Regions from separate parts of the Homo sapiens genome. Here all the other regions are linked to region 2. A link is a loop called in an ENCODE intact Hi-C map of the cell type or tissue named here. Cell type or tissue: A673. All regions are shown on one strand. Each heading gives the region's core, and the rest is flanking DNA. Links, peaks and the distances in the headings are about the cores only.

Region 1 (2,500 bases), core at 1-2,500, 320 kb before region 2:
CAGTACATCTGAACCCCTCAGAGTACCTCGGCACCGATGCCTGGGCTCCCACTCCAAACCAGCTGACCTGGAACCTCTGGCGGTGGGCGCAGTGCCCATTTTAATGCATGGCATTTTAATGTGCTTCTTTACTGCGGTGTAGCCTGCATAAAGTGTACTAATCTTAGATTTAGAGCTTGACGAATTTTATATATAATCACCACCTAGATCAAAGCAGAGCATTTCCAGCACCCTAGAAGGCCACCTTGACACATCAGTATGTTTTAAAAATACCCCAGGTATTTCTAATGTACAGTTAAACCTAAGAACCAACATATTAGAAAGACCCTGGGTGGGCATCTAATTCTAGCCCAGTGGTTCTCGAACTTGGCTGCACATTAGAACCACCCCACCCAGGAGTTTTTAAAAACTGGGAAGCCCAGGCCACATCCTACACCAGTCTCTGAGGGTGGGAGGCAGGCATCGATGTATTTTTGTTTTTATTTTTTATTTTTTATTATTTATTTATTTATTATTATTATACTTTAAGTTTTAGGGTACATGTGCACAATGTGCAGGTTAGTTACATATGTATACATGTGCCATGCTGGTGCGCTGCACCCACTAACTCGTCATCTAGCATTAGGTATATCTCCCAGTGCTATCCCTCCCCCCTCCCCCCACCCATCGATGTATTTTTAAATTCATTCATTCATTCATTCAGAGACAGGGTCTTGCTTTATCACCCAGGCTGGAATGCAGTGACATGATCATGACTCACTGCAGCCTCCACTCCCCAGGCTCAAGTGACCCCTCCTACCTCAGTCTCCCAAGCAGCTGGGACTACAGGTGTACATCACCCTGCCCGGCTAATTTTTAAAAACTGTTTGTAGAGACAGGGTCTCACTATGTTGCCCTGGCTGGTCGCGAACTCCTGGCCTCAAGCAATCCTCCCACCTCGGCCTCCCAAAGTGCTGAGATTACAGGCGTGAGCCACCATGCCCAGCTGCATCAATGTTTTTAAAACGCTCCAGAGGATTTCAACATGCAGCCAGGATTGAGAACCACTAGCACTGCTCTACAGTCTCTATACAGACCCTCGGTGCTCAAAGTGGGGTCCATGAACCAGCAACACTGGCTTCACCTGAGGAGCTTGTCAGAAATGCAGACTTTCAGGCCCAGGCCTTACTGGATCAGAATCTGCATTTTAACAAGATCCTGAGTGATGGATGTGCACGGTGATATTTGAGAAGTGTTGATCCAGTCCATTTCCTAATTTTACAGAGCTCTAACTCACTTCTTCATTTGATCTGAGATGCTGAAGGTAAAAAAGCATCTGCTCTGGAACACGGATACACAGCTAGTTAATGACTGAGCCCTAACTGGACATCAGTTTCACATCCTGACCCCTTTTCTATTCCTGTTTCTTCTTCTTAACCACTAGGGGCAGCCACTAGGGGTCAGTGGGGCTGCGTCAAAAGAGGGATGCTCTTCTGATCCGATCCCAATGCTTCCAGAAACTCTATCCCCAAAATGGGGCTCAATGCTCCAGCTTAATGGGGCATGTGAAGCTGAATGGGGCATGTTACTCTTTACTTTCTATTGCAGAAAATCCTGCTACAAATCCTTAACCAAAGACTTTTACCTGTTCCTCAAGGTCCAACGTTTTAATATTAGTATATCCCAGAAATCTGGCCCACAAAGGGCAGACAGGCTACACTTAGCCTTCTCTTCCCATCTGAGAAGCTACACAGATTTTTTTAAGTCCTTTTTTTCCAAATACAATTTTTATCTGATTGTAGAAGAATATAGAAAATGCTGCAAAGTAAGAAAGAAAAGAAAAAGTAAAAAAAAAAAACAAACAAAACTCATAATGCCAGCAGGCAGGTCACTCATGGGGAACCACAGTGAACATTTTCATTCCTGTCCTCCCTGTTTTTTTCTATGTATACACCTGTGGTCACATCATGTGTGACTTTCAGAGTCTTTTGCTGTTTTGGAGCACCCATCTCCCAGTTTCCCTCCATTGGAGCAATGATTTTAAGGCATCAATTCTCAACTTTGGTTGCACATTAGAATCGCCAGCAGGGCTTTTATTTTTATTTTTATTTTTATTTTTTTTGAGACAGCGTGTTGCTCTGTTGCCCAGGCTGGAGTGCAGTGGCATGAACATAGCTCACTGCAGCCTTGAGTTCCTGGGCTCAAGTGATTCTCCCACCTCAGACTACAGGCACGTGCCACGATGCCCAGTTTTTTGTTTGTTTGTTTGTTTGTTTTTTTTTAATTTTTTAGTAGAAATGAGATCTCACCCAGGCTGATCTTGAACTCTTGAGCTCAAGCAGTTCTCCTACCTGGGCCTTCCAAAGTGCTGAGATTACAGGCGTGAGCTACCTTGCCTGGTCCAGAAGGGCCTTAATGCCTAGGCTATATCCCAGGCCAATTAAATCAGAATCTCTGAGCCTGGTGACTGGGAATCAGTATTTTTTTTTAACTTTTTATTGGAACTAATTTTAGGTTTACA
Region 2 (3,930 bases), core at 647-3,146:
TTGATTTTTAAATAGGCTAATACGGCATCTTGTAACATCCCTGCGAGTCAAAGCCCAGGGCCCCAGGAGTTCCCAGCTGTGTGAGCAATGCAGACCAGGGGCCAAAGCGCAGCCCAGTGCCAGGAAGAGCCCTGGATTTGTCTTTGACCAATCCCTAATCAGTGGCTGATGCCTAAAACACCACCATTTGAGATTTCTTTGGAGTTTAGGTCTTTAGCTGGGAAGAAAACGCAAATTCCCTTCCCAAAGGCAAAACAGAAGGTGGTGAGGGAGACTGGACCTGAAGTTAGCAGTGTGACCGTGAACTTGAGGGCAGTCAGACGGAGAGGCCGGTCAGGACAGAAGATTCGGATTTCCGATTTAGAAACAGCTTTCGGGCTGTGGAACTGGAAATAATCAGGGGTACATTAGCTGGTGAGCCTCCAGGAAAGCAGGCTTTGATGGAATGAGGGAACAGGACTCTGTGGCTTCGGGGGATCTCAAAAAGGAGGAGGCAGCAATTAGCACCAGAAAGAGCCTCCAGCTGGCAGGAAGGGAGCTTGGCTGCTTCCCAGGTTTCCTAAGCGAGCTCCAGCCTGGCCTCGAGTGTGTCTGGTCTGCAAATCACCGGGCCCTTGCCTTGTCCTTCTGCAGCTGCTGGTGCAGCCCAGCCTTGGGCAGAGTGAGACACTCCCTTCTGGGATGAATCCTGTGGGGACCCTAAAGGCAGCTTTTCCAGGCTCCTCTGGGCCATCAACCCAGTTAATTGGAAAACCATGTTCCTGAATAACTAAGTTACTGAAATAGTTTCAATAGCTTCTGAAAGCACAATCAAACCTAATTTTCTTACTGAGTTTCTTTTTTTTGAGACAGGGTCTCACTCTGTCGCCTAGGCTGGAGTGCAGTGGTGCAATCTCAGATCACTACAGCCCGGGTTCAAGTGATCCTCCCACCTCAGCCTCCCAAATAGCTAGGACTACAGGTCTTACTTTTTAAAAATAAACTTAATTTTGCTTATGTTTTAGTTCACTATTTTTTAAAAAAAATCTCAACTTGAAGGCATTGAAAAGAACATCGTTATTCCAGTCTTGATCACATTTCCCCCTACCCGTCCAACTGTCTCAGCCTCCCAAGTAGCTGGGACTACAGGCGCCTGCCACCACGCCCAGCTGGTTTTTGTATTTTTAGTAGAGACGGGGTTTCACCATGTTGGCCAGGCTGGTCTCGAACTCCTGACCTCAGGTGATCTGCCACCTCGGCCTCTCAAAGTACTCAGATTACAGGCATGAGCCACCATGTCCAGCCTCACGTTTTTAATTCATTCTTCCTATTATGCATCAACTACTGTAGTAGAGGTTGAGGAGATTGAAAAATTAGATTATTTGATTTCTGCCCCAGAGGATCTACTACTGGTAGGAATAATGTGCAAACAAGTCATTAAAATGCAAAGAATAAGCCCTATATTAAGATATATTCAAATCATATGTACTAAATTTTAACTTACATTTTAATTTACCAAGTAAATAAATTCTATAAGTTTATCACCATGTATTAATATGGTTCTTGACTAAATTCCAAGAGAATTCCAGACACGTGACAAATTTTCTCATTATGTTACAGCACCACCTGTGGAATTCTTATGTAACTGCAGAGCTGGCTTTTTATTTCTTATGTTAGATGTGGACTTTTTACATAATTGCATAACAATTTTTAATTTGTTGTGTTAGAGTGTCATCATGTGGAATTTTGTGTAATTGCAGAATATATTTTTGTATCTCTTATGTTAGAATGCCCCCTGTGGGGTTGTCATGTAAATTGCAGGATTGTAGGGCAGATTTTTTTTTTTTTTTTTTTTTTTTTTTTTTTTTTTTTTTTGAGACAGGTTCTCACTGTCGCCTGGGCTGGAGTGCAGTGGCGCCATGCACTCGGCTCACTGCAGCCTCCACCTCCCAGGCTCAGGTGATCCTCCCATCAGTCTCCAGAGTAGCTAGGACTACAGGTGCACACCACCACGCCTGGCTAATTTTTTGTACTCTTTATTTTATTTTTATTTTTTTTGAGACGGAGTGCAGTGGCGTGATCTCAGCTGACTGCAATCTCCAACTCCCTGGTTCAAGCGATTCTCCTGCCTCAGCCTCCCGAGTAGCTGGGATTACAGGCACGCGCCACCATGCCCAGCCAATTTTTGTATTTTTAGTAGAGATGGGGTTTCACCATGTTGGCCAGGCTGGTCTCAGAAGCCTGACCTCGTGATCCGCCCACCTTGGCTTCCCAAAGTGCTGGGATTACAGGCGTGAGCCACCGCGCCGGGACATATTTTGTACTTTTGTAATAGAGATGGGGTTTCGCCATGTTGGCCAGACTGGTCTCCAACTGCTGGCCTCAAGTGATCCGCCTACCTTGGCCCCCGCAAAGTGCTGCGATTACAAACGTGAGCCACCGCACCCGGTGAGATTTTTTTCTTTTTTCTGTTTGAAATAGTCTGGCTCTGTTGTCCGGGCTGGGGTGTAGCGGTGTTTTTCTTATTAATGAGATTGGAGTGCCACCTAGTAACATTTTCTTGTAATTGCACACAGATATGTTTTTCTTATTACTCTGATTACATCGCCCCCTGATGGAATTTGCCTGCAATTGCTTATGAGGGTCTTCCCTATTACTCAGGTTAGAGTGCCACCAGGTAGAATTGTCGCGTAATTGCAGGACAAATATGTTTTTCCCACTATAGTGGTCCCTGCCAACCCTTATCTTCAGGGGATATGTTCCAAGTCCCCCAGTGAATGCCTGAAACTTTTGAATAGTACTAAGCTCTCTGTATACTGGCTTTTTCCATCTAATCACCAAGATGGCTAAGTGACGAATGAGGGGTAGCATATTCAGTGTGGATACCGTGGACAAAGTACTGATTCACAGCCTAGGCGGGACAGAGCAGGACGGTGCGAGGTTTCATCACATTACTCAGAACAGTATGTAATTTTAAACATGAATTGTTTATTTCTAGAATTTTCTGTTTAATATTTTTGGCAGAGGTTGACCGTGGATAACGGAAACTGCAGAAAGCAAAACCGTGGATAAAGGGGACGGCTGTACGCAGGTTAGTGAGTCACCTGGTGGAATTTTTCTGAAACTGCAGAACAGATCTGTTTGTTATTTCTCATGTTGGAATGCCACCTGGCGGAATTGTCCTTTGTTAAAAAGTACATCTATGGTCCTCAAACTTGGCATCCAAAATACCTGGAGAGCTTGTTATTTTATTTTATTTCTGAGACAGGGTCTTGCTCTAGCACCCAGGCTGGAGGGCAGTGGTGTGATCACAGTTCACTGCAGTCTTAACCTCCCAGTCTCAAGCGATTCTCCTGCCTCAGCCTCCCAAGTAGGTGGGACCACAGGTGCACCACCACGCCCAACTAATTTTTGTATTTTTAGTAGCAGTGGGGTTTCACCATGTTGGCCAGGCTGGTCTCAAATGCCTGACCTCAAGCAGTCCTCCCACCTCAGCCGCCCAAAATGCTGGGATTACAGGCGTGAGCCAACGTGTCCAGCCCGGAGAACTTTTTAAATCAAAGATTGCAGGTTTCCACTCCCAGAGTTTCTTATTCAGGAGGTTTGGGATGGGGTCTGGGAACGTGCATTTCTAACAGATTTCCCAGTTTGTGTTGATGCTGCTTGTCTGAGGTGCACTTTGAGAATTACTAAGTCCTCAACTCCTTAAATTTTAGTTGCCCACATAAGTGGGTTCTTTCCTATATGATTTTCGCAATTCTTTCATCTTTGAAGAACTGTAGAGATTTGAAATCTTGGCTTTCTGGAGCCTTTCCAAAGAACTCAGGATACCTTTTTTTTTTTTGAGTTGGGGTCTCACTATGTTGCCCAGGCTGGTCTCAAACTCTGTGCTCAAGTGATCCTCCCGACTCCTGAGTAGCTGGGACCACAGGCATGTGCCACTGTGTGCAG
Region 3 (2,500 bases), core at 1-2,500, 400 kb before region 2:
AACCCGGTGGCATGCTGACCCACCACCCCTTCTGCCTTTTCTAGAGCCTGGCAGCCCCTCAGCCCTTCCCTGGGCTCCTTCCCCTCCCTGCCTCCCCGGGGTCCAGCCGAAGCACTCAGCTGGGCAGGACCCTCTCAGGAACGACAGCCCATCTGATAAGGTCACTCATACTGAGGAGTGGGGGATTCATTTGAGGCGGCTCCAAAGTATTTGCATATTAAAACAAAAGCCTGGGGACAAGTCAATGGTGAACAAAAAGAAAGGTGTCAAGAGGCAGTTGTCTGCAGAAGGAAGGGTGCTGCAGGTTGTCCGGGGCAACACCTGACACAAAATTCACCAGAGAAAATCCGGCCCGCCACCTCTTTCTGTAGAGATCTGTGGCCCTTGTGCTTCCTGCTCCTAAGACTGGGGCAGGGGCACCTAGGGGCCAATCTAGTCATTTCCCAAATCTTGTATCTTCTAGGATCAGATGTGCTAACAATCCTGGCCCAGAAACTTCCAGCTCCTCTGACCATCAACTGGAACAGATTCTAGCCACAGAGGAAGAATGCTGGCAGGGGGTGATGGGGAGTGCTGGGCCCTCATGGACCTGAGCTGGTTTAATGGAAATATGGACACACAAGGCTGAGAGTCAAGCCCCGGAGCCAACACGGTCCAGTTGACCTTAAACGAATGAAGATGCAAAAGACATCCACACGCACGCCTGGCAGAGAGTCCCTATGCCCTTCTGGGGTTCCCTGAACCTCCAATCACATGGTTTCCAGTCTGTGAGGCCACTAAGCCCCTACCTCTGCCAACAGCGAGCTGAGGATGTACAAGGATTGGCCCCACAGATGAGGCACCTTCCCCATAGGAACTCGGTCTACTGTGTGAGGATTCTTGTACTCTTCATCTACCTGGAAAGAGAGACAAATCCAAAGTCAGAAAGTCAGAGGATAAAATGGCCATGATACCTGACCATGGGGAATGCACTGAGGATTTATGAAATGGTACTCATCCTCCAGGCCAATTCTGTGCAGGTGCCAGGAGGCTGGGGAGCAAGCCCCTTCCTCGGGGCTGCAAGGCTACAAAGCAGCGGAGGTGGAAGTCAAATCGCGGCCTGGTTCTGGACAAGCACTCTTCCTACAGGCACACGCAAGGCCACGAGCACCGGATGCCTGGCCTGCCTGCTTTGCGCACAGCTCTGGCCATGAGAACTCTCATGGCTCATGCTTACAATTGGCTGCATGATGGGTGAAATGATGGAAAACATCAGCCTCCAGCTGTGGCGGTGCATCGCTGGAGCCATCCCTAGGGGTTTATAAACTGTGCGCCTAATGCAAGAGAATTGCCAGAAGGTGGCACTATTTACCGAGGAAAAACACTTGGACTACTAGCCTGTAACCCCTCCTTCAGGGCCTCAAAAAGCTGAACCCACTGGGGGGCTTCTGTCTCAGCAAAATAAACTTTGGTGTTCTTTCTGGAGGACAGGGCTGGCTGCGCATTGTAAGCTAGTCTGCAACTTTCTCTCTTTTAAACTCCATGCTGGACTTTGACATTTCAGTCATCACATCATTGGTTGGGGGTAATGTCAGTGACCGCTTTTGTCTTCCAGAAAACGTAAGTCAACCAAAGGAAATAGGAAACATCCTTCTCCCAAGGGGAACATCACACCATGAGGAGACTCATCTTCTGCTTGCAGATTAATCAATGATGTTATTAACATATTTAGTAAAATTTAAAATTTTTTCAATAAGAAAAACTTTAGTGCATGAACTGAACAGAATTAAATGTCATTAGTAATCAAATAATCCAATAGGACAATAGTGTGGAAGGAGATTCTCCAAAATGTCATAATCTTTGGGTGGTAGAATTAGAGATAACGTTTTCTTCTTTCTACAGAATCCTAGATGTTTTGTCGTGCACAGAATTACTTGTATGATAATCAGGTAGTATGTTAAAACTATTTGAAATGTAAGTCGTGTTAAGAAAGACTGAAAGGTCAGGCATGGTGGCTCACACCTGTAATCCCAGCACTTTGGGAGGCTGAGGTGGGCAGATCACCTGAGGCCAGGAGTTCGAGACCAGTCTGGCCAACACAGCGAAACCCTGTCTCTACTAAAAATACAAAAATTAGTCAGGCATGGTGGCAAATGCCTGTAATCCCAGCTACTCAGGAGGCTGAGGCAGGAGAATCACGTGAACCTGAGAGGCAGAGGTTGCAGTGAGACAAGATTGTGCCAATGCACTCCAGCCTGGGTGACAGAGTGAGACTCTGTCTCAAAAAAAAAAAAAAGACTGCAGAGATGTAGAATGAGAAATATTCAATAGAGAGCAGACAAGGTGTCCAGTTTACAAGACAGCCTGGCTTTGCACTCCTCCCACCCATGAGCCACCTCCTGCCCCGCATGGAGGCATCCCCCTCTGCCTCTCTGCACACCGGTCCTTCTGAACTGCCCACAGGTCCTCAAAGGTGCTATGCTTTTGCTGCTGCCACTGCCCTCCATCTCATGGACCAGCT

The links. Hi-C counts contacts between places; a loop is a spot of excess contacts. Peaks named below come from ENCODE experiments on the same cell type or tissue, not always from the same donor. Only the 100,000 strongest peaks of a DNase experiment are listed, where the experiment ranks them.
Region 1: it touches region 2 in a loop (10-fold over the local background); 33 of 110 quality-filtered maps call a loop at or near these places.
Region 3: a loop joins it to region 2, with 13 times the contacts of the local background. A loop is called at or near these places in 54 of 110 quality-filtered maps.

What each region holds. Positions count from the first base shown.
Region 1 is chrX:19,016,042-19,018,541 of GRCh38, forward strand. All of the region lies in intron 15 of ADGRG2 (adhesion G protein-coupled receptor G2), which reads right to left. All of the region lies in intron 2 of LOC101928415 (a long non-coding RNA gene), which reads left to right. Among named protein-coding and RNA genes, the nearest start is that of PHKA2, 33 kb to the left of the region's middle. In A673, for the core only: a CTCF peak has its summit at 1,424 (motif pointing right); a DNase peak (open chromatin) is centred at 1,470; H3K27ac peaks cover 329 bases.
Region 2 is chrX:19,332,618-19,336,547 of GRCh38, forward strand. No RefSeq gene overlaps it. Among named protein-coding and RNA genes, the nearest start is that of PDHA1, 9.3 kb to the right of the region's middle. In A673, for the core only: CTCF peaks have their summits at 1,687 and 2,584 (motif pointing left); DNase peaks (open chromatin) are centred at 1,674 and 2,584; H3K27ac peaks cover 692 bases.
Region 3 is chrX:18,930,853-18,933,352 of GRCh38, forward strand. It overlaps PHKA2 (phosphorylase kinase regulatory subunit alpha 2), which reads right to left. Exons shown (of 33, transcript NM_000292.3): 12 at 789-896. Among named protein-coding and RNA genes, the nearest start is that of PHKA2-AS1, 42 kb to the left of the region's middle. In A673, for the core only: a CTCF peak has its summit at 1,329 (motif pointing right); a DNase peak (open chromatin) is centred at 1,339.